5 separate regions of the Homo sapiens genome follow, and regions 2, 3, 4 and 5 are each linked to region 1. Evidence: chromatin contacts called from ENCODE Hi-C or POLR2A ChIA-PET data. All regions are on one chromosome and are shown on one strand. Each heading gives the region's core, a stretch centred on a gene start or an enhancer-like site at or near the end of the contact. The rest is flanking DNA. Distances are from core to core; before and after follow the strand shown.

Region 1 (2,866 bases), core at 367-2,866:
GTGCAATGTCAGCTCACTGCAACTTCTGCCTCCTGGGTTCAAGTGATTCCCCTGCCTCAGCCTCTCAAGTAGGTGGGACTACAGGTGCGCACCACCATGCCCAGCTAATTTTTTGTGTTTTAGTAGAGATGGGGTTTCACCACGTTGGCTAGGATGGTCTCAATCTCCTGACCTTGTGATCCACCTGCCTCGGGCTCCCAAAGTGCTGGGATTACAGGCATGAGCCACCATGCCCGGCCGATATCTTTCTTGATGAGACATAATTTGATTCCGTCCTCTCCTGTCTTTTAGAGTTTGTAAGGGGTGCTTAAGTGATAAAAGGGGATGCAGTCTAGTCTCGGGCAGGAGAAGCGGGCCCTGTATCTGGTTATCATAAATTGTCTTGATGTTTGTTCGAAAGGGAAATAAGGCTTTGAGCTTGGGATCAGTGCTCTTCAGTCCACAGAGACATCTTGGCTGCAAGAAGCAGCAACAAGTTAGGCTCAAGGTGGAATTGTGAGGTCCTGAGAAGAGCTTGCTCTTCTGGGACAGAACTGTATTTTTCTTCTAAACTGCCCATGTTCTGGGGAGTCTTCCCGCCTTTTGGCTTCAGCAGGACCCTTGGTCATTGTTACAACCTGTGTCATCTTAGTGGAGCTGCTGCTGGTTTCTGTCTGAACCCGATGCAATGGGTCTCATACCTGTAAACTGGGCTCCAGGAAGGCAGCTTTCTCTAAGTTGGAAAATGAAGACTCAAGGTGGAGGGTGTTTCCCAAAGCCGATACCACAAGATATTAATAGGTGTTTTTTTCCTATGACAGCAGTTCTAGGATGGTCAAATAAGTGCGTCGGGTTAAACAAAGTTAAGCAGCTTTCTTTACTGCAGGACTTCTCAGGTGTTGAATTTGCTAGTAGAAACTGTGCATGAATACCCATAAGGGACTACAGGATGCAGTGTTTTCCAAGCCTTCTGACCTTTCATGTTCTGCAGACTGCACTTTGAAAAATGCTTGTTTAGACTAAGGCTAGCTGGGATCCGGTTAAAGGTGCAGAATAAAATTCCCTGAACGTGTCGGACTTAAATCCTTGGGCTGGAATCCTCCCACTGCAGTCCCCACTCTACCTCCCCTTTCCCCAAAACACTAGCAGAAAAAGTCATCTGCCCCTCCTCCTTCTGGCAGAATAGTACTAAGGGCTTGGATTTTTTTCTCATACTGTAAGTTCATTTAATTGTTTAATGAATAAATATTACCCTCCCTCTAGGTTGCTTGTAGCCTGCTGGTTGCACTGTTTATGAAACAGCTGTGAGGACAGGTGGGCCGTAATCTCTGGGTAGCTAAAGCCCAGCAGCAGCCCGAGGATCATGTGTCAACCCTGTAATACTGCTCTGTGCACACAGGAATTATGATGTGAGCTCAGTAAGACACAACCTCACGATTGGACATGCGGAGGTGACTCAGGCCCAAGTCAGGGTTACAGCTAGCCTCCCGGTAAACAACTGACCCATCCTTCCTGAGCTCTTCTCCCCAGGATTTCAACAGCACCACAGAAATAGCCATTTTGCTCATGGTTATTTCCCAGGACCACAGGATTTGCCTAAGTCACTGGGAGGCTATGTGTCTGTTCTGAGCCTTCCCACTCTCCTAAAGGGCAGATGAAGATCAGAGCTTTGCACCCTGTGATGCCATTTTAATCAACCCTGCTTGGTTTTAGAGGATTGCTCCTGTGGGTCACTTGAGGCAGGCTCCACCTTCCCCAGGAGGAGTGGCAGAGTCCAGCCAGCGCTCGGAGCTGGAGGCCCACGTGGGAGCAGTGAGCGGCTGTAAGCAGGGGAGGGTTTGGGGTGGGCTCCGGTGGGTCAGTTGGGGTGTACTCCTTTTCTGTGTGTGTGGATGGGGGTGGGGGTTCTGGTAAAGCTTATCAGGCTTCGCAGTCACCTGTGATGTGGGCTTCCTTCTGGGAAGAAAGGAAGGAGTGGGATGGGGCTGTCAGCTTTTCATCCTAGCCTGCCCCTGTCCTCTGTCCGCCTCTGTGCTGAGGCAGTTCCTGCTCCCTGAGTCTCTGTCCTTTCCTGGGAAAGGTGGAAGCAGTTCATGGTCTTTCCCTTTCAGAGGAGGAGGGGATGGAGGGGATTGTATTAGCAACTGGGATTGAAGCTCCCCCTGGCAGTTATGGGGTGCCCTTGGGAGGGCTGCTTTAGGGGGGCTTTCTGAGAAGAGGCAGGTCGGGCTGTACCTGAGACCAATCCCCTTGATAAAATGCAGCCAGGCCTGAAGCACGTTCAGAACGGAAGCAGCAAAGGTGATGATATCGCTCGTTGCTACTCAGCTTTCAGGAGGAGGCTGGGCGTTAGAGGGAGGCTGTGGCTTATCTCCTGCAGCTGGGCAGGACGGCTGAGTTTACTGTTGTAAAGAGGAAGCCGCCGCTTTAGTTTCCTCTTGTGAGGGCTGTGAAGAGGGCCAGGACACTGCATTCAGGATACCACAGCCATTTTGTTTTGGATAACTGGGATTACCTGGGGACTTCAGGGCTCTTGGAAATTTTCCACTCATATTTCATATTCACGAGAGAATTTCCAGCCCAGGCTTTTCCTGCTCTGGCTCACTGCTGCTCACAGATATGCAAAACAGAGACCTCCTACTCCAGCCGGCAGACAGGACCCAGCCAGCTGCACGCACGCACTGACTCAGCTGAGCCTCCTGGGTGGCAGGCAGCACCTCACCCGGGTGCATCACTTGAGTGGCATCTTCAGGACCAGTCATGGAGCCAGGCTCAGGTCTGTGTCGGGGCTTCTGCAAGGGGAGTCTGGCAAGAGTAGGAACCAGCTTCCTTCGTATAACGAGGGGATTTCAGTGGCACTGGGCTTCCTTTCTGGAGGGACTGTGGC
Region 2 (2,866 bases), core at 182-2,681, 840 kb before region 1:
GTGCAACAGAGCAAGACTCCGTCTCAAAAAAACCAGATAGAGTTGTATGAAGCAATGGTGACTATTATTTTACCATGCTGCTAACATTATGCATTATTTTTTTTCTGTTTTTCTATTATATTTTTTTCTATTTATTTTTACAGAAACAGCGTCTCACTATTGCCCAGGTTGGAGTGCACTGGTGTGATCATAGCTCACTGTAACTCTCAGGCTTAAAGGGATCCTCCCACCTCAGCCTCCCAAGTAGCTAAGACTACTAGAGCACAGCACCATGCTGGACTAATTTTTAAATTTTTTGTAGTGACAGGGTCTCACTCTGTTGCCCAGGCTGGTCTCCAACTCCTGGCCTCAAGGGAACCTCCTGCCTTGGCCCCCAGTGAACTGATATTACAGGCATGAGCCACTGCATCCAGCCTGCATTATAATTTTAAAACATTTTTGCTACTTTAGTAGATGTAAGGTGTTATGTCATAACTGTTTTAAGTTTAAAGTTTCTGATTATCAATGAACGTTTTCCCCATGCACTTGGGTATGACTTTTATTTCTTATTGTGAATTACAGTGCATGTTTACCTTCTTTGTCTATTTAGCAATTGGTACCTTGATTGTTTTTATATATATAAACAAGCTTTTTTTGGGTGGGGGGGATGGAATCTTGCTCTGTCACCCAGGCTGGAGTTCAGTGGTGCGATCTCGGCTCACTGCAACCTCCGCCTCCCGGGTTCAAGCGATTCTCCTGCCTCAGCCACCCAAGTAACTGGGACTACAGGCGTGTGCCACCACACCCAACTAATTTTTGTATTTTTAGTAGAGACGGGGCTTTCACCATGTTGGCCAGGCTGGTCTCGAACTCCTGACCTCAGTTGATCCACCCGCCTTGGCCTCCTAAAGTGCTGGGATTACAGGCGTGAGCCACTGCACCTGGCCTATAAACAAGCTTTTATACATTTCAGGTAGTATTTGCTTGTCACTTGGTGCAGACATTTTTCTCAATCTGTTGTCTTTTTAAAATTCTGTCCAGTTTTTGTATTTTTGAACGTTAGTCTTCCTTTGTTGTTTCTTCTGTTGTTTCAAAGTTTTGAGAACGCTGACGTTTATCCATAAATATAACTGCCTTATCCTATTAAATATATAGTTTCTATGGCTGTTCTTTAAAATATTTAGCACTTTAATCCACTTGGTGTTTATTTTGAAATACGATGTGAAACACATTTTTGTCCTCCAAATTTTCATTCATTTATCTGCGCATTCTTTACATAGTTCATCTTTTCTTACTGCCGTGTTTGGGAATGTTATTTTACTATGTATCCCATCAGGATTAATGCGTGTGTTTGTTCAGTCTCATTCCTTTCCGTTGATCTCAGCTTCTATTTTTGTTTCTGCTCTTAGTCACTGCCCAGCAGCGCCAAAGGAACATCCCGCCCCCTGCAGGCAGCTGGTGTCCCCACAACCTGGGAAGCCTGGGGCAGGGCCTCAGGGGACTCCTGGTGTTAGTCCTCCGAGCCCGGGTGGACGTGTCGCTCTGTCCCTGCGGGAGGATTCGGGGCCCCTTTGACAGGCCTCCTTCTATGCCGGTTTCCTGGGGCCTCGAGCTTCCTGGGTTCCACGTCTCTAGTAACCAGTAGAGACGGGCCTTTACCCTGCCGTTGGGTGGGGACTGTCCCCTTCTGGGCTCTTCCTTTCGGGCCTTTCCACCTCTCCGACCCCAGGGCATTCGCCCCACCACGTTGCCGGCACAGTGCTGGCTCCGCGGCCCGCGGTTCTGGCAGTCAGCGCGGAATGCCATGGCACCGAGCCTCTGTGTCTAGATGAGTTCTGGGCGCTGATTTTCCAGGTCACTCGGAAGCTGCTCTCTGGGCCCGCCTGTTTCCCTTCCCTTTGCCTCCTTGTCCCGCTTCCCTCGCAGTATACCACTCACTGTACCCCTCCTAAAAAGGACCACTGCAGGAAGCGTTATTGAAGCAGACACGGTTCAAACACGAAAAACAAACTCTTCTTTATTCAACAGATGTGCACGAATCTATTGTGTGTTAGATACGGGTAAGTTTCTGATAAGTCGTGCACTGAGCCAGTCCGGGCTCCTAGAACCGCGTTTACGTGCCGAAGTCTCAATCAGATTAAGAGCGTCTGGGGAGAGCGGGGCGGGGATAGAAGGAGGTGTTGGGGCTAGGGGTAGGACTGTTCTGGAGGCGTGGGTAAGGGGGAGTGGGCTGTGCTGTGCGCCCCTCCCCTCGCTATCTCCCCATTCATCCGCAGACCCGGGGCCCCACGCGCCGCTCCTGGGCAGGGCCGTGCACCCGGAAGGCGCCGAGGCGCGCCCAGCAGAGGGAGCATGCGGGCAGGGCATTCCGCGGGTACCCGCGGAGCAGGACGGCCACCCACGCCGGGGCCCCTGGGGCTCCACCCAGGACGCACACCCGGAGAGACCCAATGACTGCGTTTCGCACCTGGGCGCAAGCTGGTTACTGGGCACGCGCTGACAACCCACATCTGGAAAACCCGGTCCTAACTGGAGAATAAAACTTAAATGCACGTGAACTCACCGGCAGCTGAACATTTCCGTGAGAAAACCCCTAAAAGCCGGCACCGGCTCCGGTGGGGCCACAGAGTCTCTGGAGCGAGGCTCTCTCCAATGCCTGGGCCCTGGGACCGAGCAACTGTCCCAGTAGAATCCCTTTCGGGCTTTGTTGCAGGGATAGGGGATTCTTTTTAACGTGTTCCTTGGCTTGCACAGGCATTTACTGGTCCTCTGGAGATCACATATAACAGGAAGTCTCTAAATTCAGTATTTCTTTTAAATGAAGTTGTATTTATTCATCACATTTCTATCAGTAGACTTGAAAAACAGCGTACACGTTTTATACATT
Region 3 (2,866 bases), core at 93-2,592, 690 kb after region 1:
TCTACCACTCTGGACACCCTAGGACATCACTGTCAGTGAGGAGAGACAGAGAGCAGATAGACTTTCTCCTTAAAGCACCTTCCCGAAGGGACACTCAAAGTCAGACACTGGTCACTTACTGGCCGATGGCTCTGGGTTGGACCAAATGACGCTGCCCTTTCCAGCACAGTGAGGCAATGTTCTCTGGCTGAAGCCAGGGCAGCACAGAGTGTGCCTGAGTTCCTCTCAACATTTGATTAAGGCCAGGCTTTCCCAGCATGGCACAATCGACATCTTGAGCTGGATAGTTCTTTGTTGTGGGTGCTGTCCTTTGCATTTTTGTATGTTTAGCAGCATCCTTGGCCTCTACTCACTAGATACCAGTAGCACCCTCCCCATTCCAGTTGTGAAAAACAAATCCCCCCAGCGGCTGGCAAAACTGCCCCTTATTGAGAACTACTGGGGTGCCCCAGTAGTTGGCACTACTGATTGGGGTGCCCATTGTCTGCCCTTCTCGTGGGGCTGGACAAGCCAGATGGAATAGGCAGAGAGTTACCTGGCAGCCCTTTGCTGGGGATCTTTTGTCTACTCTCCACTCTGGATCAAGGAGCTCCACTGGCCTCTGACTTCTGGTTGGCTTTGGCCAGTGAGGAACACAGGGAGGAGATCCAAGGAAGGACAGAGGGCGAGGTCAAGGTATTTGTTCCCCCACTTCCTCCCTGCAGGTTTGAGGGTGTGGCTGCCTCCCTTGCAAAAGGCCACCTCTCCGTTTTAGTGGCCTGCTCCAGGTTCTGGGACCCGCTTCTCTCTTAGCCGCATCAGGCCTGGGGGTGCTAACAGCTCCTTCTCTCCCACTGCTGCCAGCCCCAGGGTGCTGCATGCTTTGGTCAGTTACCTCCACCCTGTCTTCACCTTTCTGAATTTCTCTAATTACTACATTTGAATGTGCCGTCTGCTTGCTGTTGAAACATAACTGATTTTTACAAACAAATGTTTATTTTTCTTGCATTAGTTCATTTGACCATTCATTTCTTCAACACATTATTTTTCATATCTACCTATCCTGGGCCAGGCATGATGCCAGGTACTGGGGACACAGAAATGGATCAGACATCATTCCTGCCTGAAGGGAGCTTACAGTCTTCCTGCGGAATAAGACAGGAGGATGGTGATAGTCCGAGACCTGGTGCTCACGTGCTCTATGAGATGTCTGGTAAAGCCCTGGGGAGGACACAGGAAGAGTATGGCCTAGGGAGCCTAGTGACCCAGGGGAGAAGGTACTGGATCTCCTGCAATGATGACACATCATCAGGTGGTTCTACGAGGACGTCTCCAGATCACAGCAGCGCCTCCTAGGCAGAGACACAAAGTCTGCAGGCTCCTCTCTCCAGGCCCTGGGGACTCTCTCTGGGGAGGAGTAAGCTATGCACATTCAAGCCAAGAGCCTTCTTGCCAGGGCTCCAGAGCTCACTCACCCTGAGGCCCTCCCCTCTTTGGCTATTTGAAATTCCTGACTGATGCTGTGAAGAAAGAGAACATTCCAGCACAGAGAAGTCTTTCCCCGCAGCAGCTGCCAAACAGGCTCTTTGCCGAGGTACCTCCCTGCTGCCTGCCAGCCAGCCATATTTCAAAGGTCACAATTTCCTCCCTGTGGTTTTCTACAGAGCTAAAGTCTCCAGGACCCTGAAATAAATTAAAATATTGATTGATTCTTAATATTCTCTCAAATCTCTCAAAATCTCCAGGTCTTATATAAATCAGTGTGCCGGTTCCAGGGACTTATTCAATAATCTGCAAAGTATCCTGGTAATTACTTTTGGGCTGACCCCATGGCAGAGGGAGGCCACCTTTCCATCATTTTTAGGGCCCTGGGTACAGTAGCTGATCAGAGGACTCTCATTTCTTATTTTACTTACTGAACCTCTTCAACACAGTGCCTTGGACAGCACGAGGCAGCCCACCTGCTGGAACGAGTCTGTCGGGCAGACCTGGGTCAGGAACTTGCCTCTCTGCTGCCTCTTTGCTGCCCTGCCTCATTCTGCTTCTCCCCTTCACCCCTCCCACCTCATCCCCTGCCTTTTACTCCAGGGTCCTTAGCTTTTTAGTTCAAGGACAAGGCAAGGATAGTTCAGAAATTAATTTAATAACACTCCATTTCTTCAGATTAAGTAGAGAGCTTGTCTTATTGGGGAAAAGCTGTCTGAAAGCCTCAAGCACATGGGACTTTCTGATGCTGCCCAAGGCAGCTGCCTGGATTTCAGGAGCGAGGGTGGGATGGGAAGAAGGAGCGGGGAGATGGGCCATATGCCTCTCATAACAGCGCTCGTTTATGCTGCAGTAAGTAATAAAGTGACTTCAGCTCATTAGGGGCCAATGCAGTTCTCAAAGAAGGGAATGTGTTCCTAAGGAAGCTAGAGATGATGCCTTGTGTACGGTCCTCCCTATCTGACCCCAACCACACCTGAGCCTTGCATTCTGCTGCAGCATCCTCTAACATCCTCCTGTCCTGAACGCCAGACAGGTGTACGGCCAGCCACCCTGGAACACGTTTTGCTCTTTCACCATTCTTAGCCTTTGAATATAGTAGTCTCTCTATCTGGGATGCTTTGCTCCTCTTTCCCCCATCTGAAAAACTCCTGGTCATCCTTCAGAGCCTAGTTCAAGGCCAGGTGCGGTGGCTCACACCTGTAATCTTAGCGCTTTGGGAAGCTGAGGCAGGCAGATCATTTGAGGTCAGGAGTTCGAGACCAGCCTGACCAACATGGTGAAAGCCGATCTCTACCAAAAATACAAAAAATTAGCCAGTGTGGTGGTACATGCCTGTAATCTCAGCTACTCGAGAGGCTGAGACAGGAGAGTCACTTGCAACTAGGAGGCAGAGGTTGCG
Region 4 (2,866 bases), core at 214-2,713, 700 kb before region 1:
AGGAGGGGAGGAAACGACCCTGTGGCGCAGGTCTGCACGGCCAAGGGGGTTCCCTGAGCTGGTGGAGCGGCGTGGCGTGGCCTAGGAAGTCCCTGGGCGAGGGAGGCGGGGCGCGGCGTGGTGGGGGCGACTGGGTGGTGCAGGCCTGCGCACGCGCGCAGCCGTGGGCGGGACGGGCGGCCTGGGGGCTTCGCCGCCAGGTGGCAGGCGTGCGCCACGCCCGCAGGTTCCAGCCCCGACCCGGGCGCGCGGGGCCGACTAGGGTCGGGTCCAGTGTGCGGTGGTCGCTCCGCTCCGGGCCGCTCCGCTCTGGGCGTCAGGGCGCGGGGAGCTGCCCCGGGGTTCTGTCCACCGGGGAGGAAAGCCACGAGCACTGAGCGCCTCCTGAGAGCCAGCCCTGACGTGAACTCATTTTATCTGCCACGACCCAGAAGGTGGGCGCAATTTTCCTATGTTCCAGGTGTGAAAAGTGAGGCTCAGGGAGCTAGGCAGTTGCCCAAGGGGACACAGCAGTGACGGCTCTGGGACGAAGCCCAGGTGTCCAGACGCGATGGCCTCTTCCCGCGTTCTCGGCGGGTACGGCGCGCCGCCTGCCTGCGGCCCGCGGGGAGGTGGTCGGGTGGCCGCCCCGGCTCCTCCTCGGGCCCCTGAGGATTTCCGGCCGGGACCCCGAGGAGGGCCCTGTGGCCTTGCGGCATCCGTGGTCACGATTCCAGCCCCACACGGCCTCCCGCCAGTCCCTGCGAGTGCCCAAGACGGGGCCGCCCCTCCCGTCTCCTCCCTTCTCTCCCCTCCCCGGCGTCTCCCGCCGAGGGCGCTGCAGGCGGCCTGGTTGGGATGAGGGCGGGCAGGCGGCCCACAAGCAGGGGCCTGTTTCCTGACTCGTTTGACCCTGGCTGTCCCTGCGGAGGCCCCAGCAGACCCAGCAAGGTCATCTAGGGCGAAATTCCAGTCTGAGCCCTGAGCAGTGACTTAAGTTTTCCCGATAAGGCTCAAGAAGGGACACAGATTGTCCTCCCCACACCCCGCACTCTGTCAGCACCTCCACTCTGGTGAAGCCTCTGCTGCAGACAGCCCGGCTCGAGAAGAGACAAAGATAGACTTGGGACAGATAAGGACAGAGACAGCCAGGGAGAGAGGGGCAAGGAGCTCAGAGGTGAAGATGGGGCCGCGCCGATGGGGAGGCAGCGGGTCTGCGGCCGCCGAGATGGGAAGTGGGCCCTGGAGCGGGCTTGCCGAGCCTACGACCGGGGCTGGGATGTTGGAGGAAGACGCGGTCATGAGGGCTGAAAAAGAAGGGGTTTTTGGTATGGTAGAAAAATGGATTGGGCTGGCAGCTCGAAGGCCACAGCCCTGTACCTCTGGGCCTGGTCTCGTGTGTGCACCTGGGACCGGTGGGTGAGGGGTGATGTAGAGTCAATGAGGGACGAGCTCGCTGAGTCTCCAGGAGGCAGGAGTGGAGAGGGCGAGGGAGGGAGGGTAGGACCTGTATACCTACGGTGGAGGGGGCAGGCGGGGGACAGATGCTGCTGGGCCAAGACTACTGAGTCTCTCCTGCCTGCTGGAGGTCCCTAGCTCAGGACTTATTCCATGCACACTCTGATAGAATATTTACGCCCAACACTAACTGTTTGGCTTGGCAAATAAGCAAAGCCATAAAGTCACAGCTGGCCTGTAGGCTCCCAGTCACCATGTGCAGCTGAGTCACAACCACTTCCCCCACCCCCTGGGGAGCAAGCGCCTATGCTCATGCCTGCACTCAGACACATATCCACACAGATACCCACAGATGCCGCGTGCCACTGAGTCATAGCTACCTCCTCAGAGAGCACGTGCCTGCATGTACTTGCACACAGGTCCCCACAGATGCCATATACACCTGAGTGTGAGTCATCATCACCACTGAACCCTGAGGGAGGGCACCCAGAGTGTGTTCTGCCATCCTTGCTTAGAGATACCCATATACACACATATACAGATATGTGCCCACCACACATCCTGTTGTACCTGCTGCATCATACCAGCAGATCAATAAATGTTTGTGGAATGAATGAATGAGTAAACAAATGAATGAACTAACAAGTGAAAACGTGAGTGACAACCACACTGCGTGGATACTCAGTAAAATTGGTTGGGGCAGCCCTGCGGGGTGGGTCCCAAGCTCTGTGTCCAGAAGGAGTTGTCTTGCTCCAAATATATCCTCTGTGGGCGGGCAGGGAGCCAGGGCTGCCTCCCAGACCCTGACTTCACTGGGCCGGAGGCCCAACCTCTGAGGAGTTGAAGAAAATTAACAAAGAAGAGGCCCTGGCTTTCTGTAGCCAAGGCTGAGCTGTGAGATGAGTTGGTGGGGGCATGTGTACTCTGGAAATACCACTTACTCAGAGACCTGAGATGCAGGACAGAGTGCTCTGCTGAAGGGCCCAGAGAGGACTGGTTCTGGATTGGGCTTCTTGGGAACTCTGCCCCAAATGTGCAGAATGTGCAGGAGGCCTGGTTCCACTTGAGATCTGGGGCAAATACAGTGCTTGGGCTGAGCTGGTGATTGCAAAACTGAGGCCCCCTATTAGACAGTTTTCCATCTAGGCCTGCCCTTCTGGCTTGGGCTTGTTCCCAGAGCTGCTTTCCTGTCTCTCCCTTGAATCTTCTTTTCTGAAGCCCCTGTGTCTCTGCCCTAATTCATCATCTGGAATATTTTAATATTACCCCAACTGGTCTTCCCGCCTTTAGACAGTAAGACCTATCTATCTTGCTTATAGCTGTCAGAGTTATTTTTCTAAAATACAGGTCCAACTATATAACTTTCCTGTTCAAAATCCTTCCATAGCTTCCCACTTTTCAGCATTAAAGTTGGATGGCCTCAGCCCTG
Region 5 (2,866 bases), core at 163-2,662, 650 kb before region 1:
GGTTTCATTAGTTTTCTTTATTGTTGGCCACAAGATTTTGGGGACCTAAAGGCAAGTGTGCTTCAAATAAATTTAGCCTTATTATATTATGTAGAATTGGGAATGATAGGTATTTCAGCTAATAAATTAATTCTATGTCAGCATTTCCCTAAGTATGGTGATGAATAGAGTTTTAGGCTTCTCTCAGGTATCATCTGGATTTTGTTGTTCAAAATAATTTTGTATTTATTTTGTTGCAGGTTAAAAAGTATACAGACTTAAAAGACTAAACTGCATGAAGCATTTTAGTTTTGTTTTTCCGTTATGGAGTGAAACTTGCCAACTTCACTTATTTATAAGAAGAGAATCTGAAATGGAATTTGGAGAAACATGAATTTATAGGGTCTTTTTTTTTGCCCATGTGCCATTAAGTACTTTGTAAAATTTAAAGGCCTATAAAAATAAGCTATGACTCAAACCCCTGGAAAGATCAACATTTTGGAAGTAAAGTTTAATACATTAAAACTGGATTCTGCTTTCAGAATTATAAATATTGAGCTACAAGAGACACTATACATCAACACGTGAAAACCTGGATATGGTTAAACAGACCCTAGGAGAGTGTATAGCTAATATTAATTTTTGTTATTTCACAAATTAAGATTTAACAAACATTGTGTGCTTTGTGTTACATCCTTCCATATTACATGGCCTTAAATATTAAGCTTTGATGCAAAATTGCCTTGTTATAAAACAGATTGGATTATGTTCATTTTTGCCAGTTTGCAGTTGAATAGGCAGCAGACAGCAGAAACTCTTGAATATACCAACAATCCATTAGCTACAGCTATTTTGCCAATATTACTGGATAAATTTTAGAATAACCAACCTGTGTGGGGGCAGCTTAGCTGCTCACATATGTGCTCACAAGGAAGGCTCATATCTTCAAAAGGCAAATAGCTTTTTTCTTTGGGGTAGGACCTAGCATAGTGCTGTCATAAGGTAACCATGAGGAGAATCACATAAAGCCAGACCAAAGTGAATCAATTTACAATTTGAATAAACTTTGAAATCACAGTAAAAAATACTGAAAAAGTTCTAAGATGCCCTCAAAGATTTACTCTAATGCCGAAATAAAGGGGATGCTTTCTTCACGTTTTCATTCATACTATTCATGTTTTCTCCTGATATTATATTTTAAAAAGAAAGTTTACATAAAAATTTAATCTTTGTATATTGGATTTTTTTTAATTTGGCTCAACTATTTTAAGAAAAGGGAGTCCTGTAATGATATCATTTGAGCTAAGCCAATTTCTTTTAGAAGCAAAAAATCTGCCAGATGTTGCTATTATGAAACAGTGAGCTAGCATTTATAATTCATTTGACACCTGGATATACTGGCGTAAACAATGGCTTTTTATATGATGAGGCAGTTCTAATTTAAGTTCAGTGCTTCATCTGTTTTCTTGTAACTTTATTAGTACTAATGGACAAGCCTAGGCATATGTCCATGGACTGCCTTTTGGCATTCAATGTTAGAAATGGTTAATAAGCAGGGAACACATTCCATCTGGGAAAGCTTCACTTGCTGCTGTGTAATTTTGAACCTGTTTTTTTGATGTTTCTGGGCCTAGTTCTGTTGTGTGTCCCTGAGAGACTGAGGGCAGCACTAATTCGAATTATCTGGTAAAAGCCAGAGTCATGTAAAGCACTAGTGTTCACTTGAAAGGCATTCAAAGAAGGCATTTTCTAATGCCTAAAACCAGTATGTCGAAGATGATGAAACACTACCTTATAATTAAGTCAGCAAGAGTCAGAAAAACTATTTGCTAACTATAGTCTTCTTAGATTCCTCTGTTTTTGAGTGAATAAACAATCCCTTTTCAGCACAAAATAATTTGCATCACCAAAGCTGATACCTCTGGTAGCCAAGCATGCTTTACTTACTGCAATTAAGGTCATATGCTTGCTTTGCTATGACTTGTCTGCACTTAGGTTATTATGTATGAGGTATTAAGTGAAAGGAGGATTCAGGCAAATTCTTAAAAATTTATGTTTTAATTTAAAAAATTTTAATTTGGCACAGCCAGATTTGAAGTCATACTGATAGGGTCTCTAGATCCTGAACAATATTACTTTTTACAGTTTGTGAAGCATTCACCTACAAATAATCGAACTTTAATTAAAAGTTAACTTCTGTTTTTGATTTCAGAATCAACTGGTTTATATAAAACATTTGAATTTTAACTCTTTACTTGAAAAAAAAAACAGATGAATCTTAAATTCAGCTGATTAGTAAATAAAACAAAACAGCAGAAATTAAGCATATACCCCAAATTGTTTTAATTAACTTAGCCTTTTGTAGTTTTAGCATCTATTGTATTCTAAAGATAATAGGAATGTAAGTTATGCTACATCTTAGTGTATGTTAAATTGCTTTAATCATACCACTTAAGGGGTACTCACAGAATACAGGTTACCTTCCAGCATCTAGACCTCTCCCACTCCTCCCCCCCAGCCCCATCCCCAATAATAAAATAGAAGAATTTCATTCCAAGTAAGGATTATTGTACTTGGGAGACAATGATGTTCCCATCTTTGAGGACAGTGTATCTTACATGAGAACCTCCTATCTCTTACTGATTGTGAGTGGATTATTTCGCTGACCCTAATGTTTAGGTGTGCAGAATTCTGCAAGTTGAACATAGAGATTTAACATATTAAGTAGTCCATTTAACTTAAGCCAGATTTGGCTGTACAAGCTCATTCCCCTGGAATCCTCCCACATTAAAGGAATTTTTAAGAGGTAAAAAACCCAAAAGGGAGTGGGGAGAATGGGAGGAAACACAGCACTGGGCCAAAGCAATTCAGCAAATTTTTGAAAGAT

The links. Hi-C counts contacts between places; a loop is a spot of excess contacts on that map. ChIA-PET counts read pairs that join two places held with the same protein, here RNA polymerase II (POLR2A). Pooled maps may share reads with other maps.
Region 2: a loop to region 1 is called in a map of CD8-positive, alpha-beta T cell, with 6 times the contacts of the local background. The contact joins the enhancer-like site here to the promoter of AMPD3 in region 1. A Hi-C loop is called at or near these places in 2 of 168 maps with a recorded cell type or tissue (CD8-positive, alpha-beta T cell and naive thymus-derived CD4-positive, alpha-beta T cell) and 10 of 50 pooled maps. POLR2A ChIA-PET finds 5 or more read pairs at or near these places in 1 of 52 experiments (activated CD4-positive, alpha-beta T cell).
Region 3: a loop to region 1 is called in a map of CD8-positive, alpha-beta T cell, with 3 times the contacts of the local background. The contact joins the enhancer-like site here to the promoter of AMPD3 in region 1. A Hi-C loop is called at or near these places in 3 of 168 maps with a recorded cell type or tissue (CD8-positive, alpha-beta T cell and naive thymus-derived CD4-positive, alpha-beta T cell) and 5 of 50 pooled maps. POLR2A ChIA-PET finds 5 or more read pairs at or near these places in 1 of 52 experiments (common myeloid progenitor, CD34-positive).
Region 4: a map of CD8-positive, alpha-beta T cell shows a loop between it and region 1 (30-fold over the local background). The contact joins the promoter of LINC02709 here to the promoter of AMPD3 in region 1. A Hi-C loop is called at or near these places in 4 of 168 maps with a recorded cell type or tissue (CD4-positive, alpha-beta T cell, CD8-positive, alpha-beta T cell, OCI-LY7 and 1 more), 9 of 37 single-sample maps with no recorded cell type and 15 of 50 pooled maps. POLR2A ChIA-PET finds 5 or more read pairs at or near these places in 2 of 52 experiments (activated CD4-positive, alpha-beta T cell and activated naive CD4-positive, alpha-beta T cell).
Region 5: POLR2A ChIA-PET joins it to region 1 with 17 read pairs in OCI-LY7. The contact joins the enhancer-like site here to the promoter of AMPD3 in region 1. POLR2A ChIA-PET finds 5 or more read pairs at or near these places in 2 of 52 experiments (MCF 10A and OCI-LY7).

Annotation. Positions count from the first base shown.
Region 1 is chr11:10,453,648-10,456,513 of GRCh38, forward strand. AMPD3 (adenosine monophosphate deaminase 3) reads left to right here and starts at 1,617. Exons shown (of 15, transcript NM_001025389.2): 1 at 1,617-1,801. RefSeq lists an enhancer at 2,492-2,541.
Region 2 is chr11:9,611,925-9,614,790 of GRCh38, forward strand. No RefSeq gene overlaps it. Among named protein-coding and RNA genes, the nearest start is that of WEE1, 40 kb to the left of the region's middle. RefSeq lists an enhancer at 1,298-1,987 and a silencer at 2,088-2,467. Within about 2 kb of position 1,432, at least 41 of the 41 ENCODE cell types and tissues checked have a DNase peak (open chromatin) inside an H3K27ac peak, as active enhancers do; they include CD8-positive, alpha-beta T cell, where a contact is called at or near this core.
Region 3 is chr11:11,146,854-11,149,719 of GRCh38, forward strand. All of the region lies in intron 3 of LINC02752 (long intergenic non-protein coding RNA 2752), which reads left to right. Among named protein-coding and RNA genes, the nearest start is that of LINC02752, 33 kb to the left of the region's middle. Within about 2 kb of position 1,343, at least 11 of the 41 ENCODE cell types and tissues checked have a DNase peak (open chromatin) inside an H3K27ac peak, as active enhancers do.
Region 4 is chr11:9,758,070-9,760,935 of GRCh38, forward strand. It overlaps LINC02709 (long intergenic non-protein coding RNA 2709), which reads right to left and starts at 1,464. Exons shown (of 3, transcript NR_033972.1): 1 at 1,360-1,464. SBF2-AS1 (SBF2 antisense RNA 1) reads left to right here and starts at 224. Exons shown (of 3, transcript NR_036485.1): 1 at 224-434. RefSeq lists silencers at 34-433, 554-673.
Region 5 is chr11:9,800,984-9,803,849 of GRCh38, forward strand. All of the region lies in intron 32 of SBF2 (SET binding factor 2), which reads right to left. The region is part of intron 1 of SBF2-AS1 (SBF2 antisense RNA 1); the gene reads left to right. Among named protein-coding and RNA genes, the nearest start is that of LINC02709, 43 kb to the left of the region's middle. Within about 2 kb of position 1,413, at least 7 of the 41 ENCODE cell types and tissues checked have a DNase peak (open chromatin) inside an H3K27ac peak, as active enhancers do.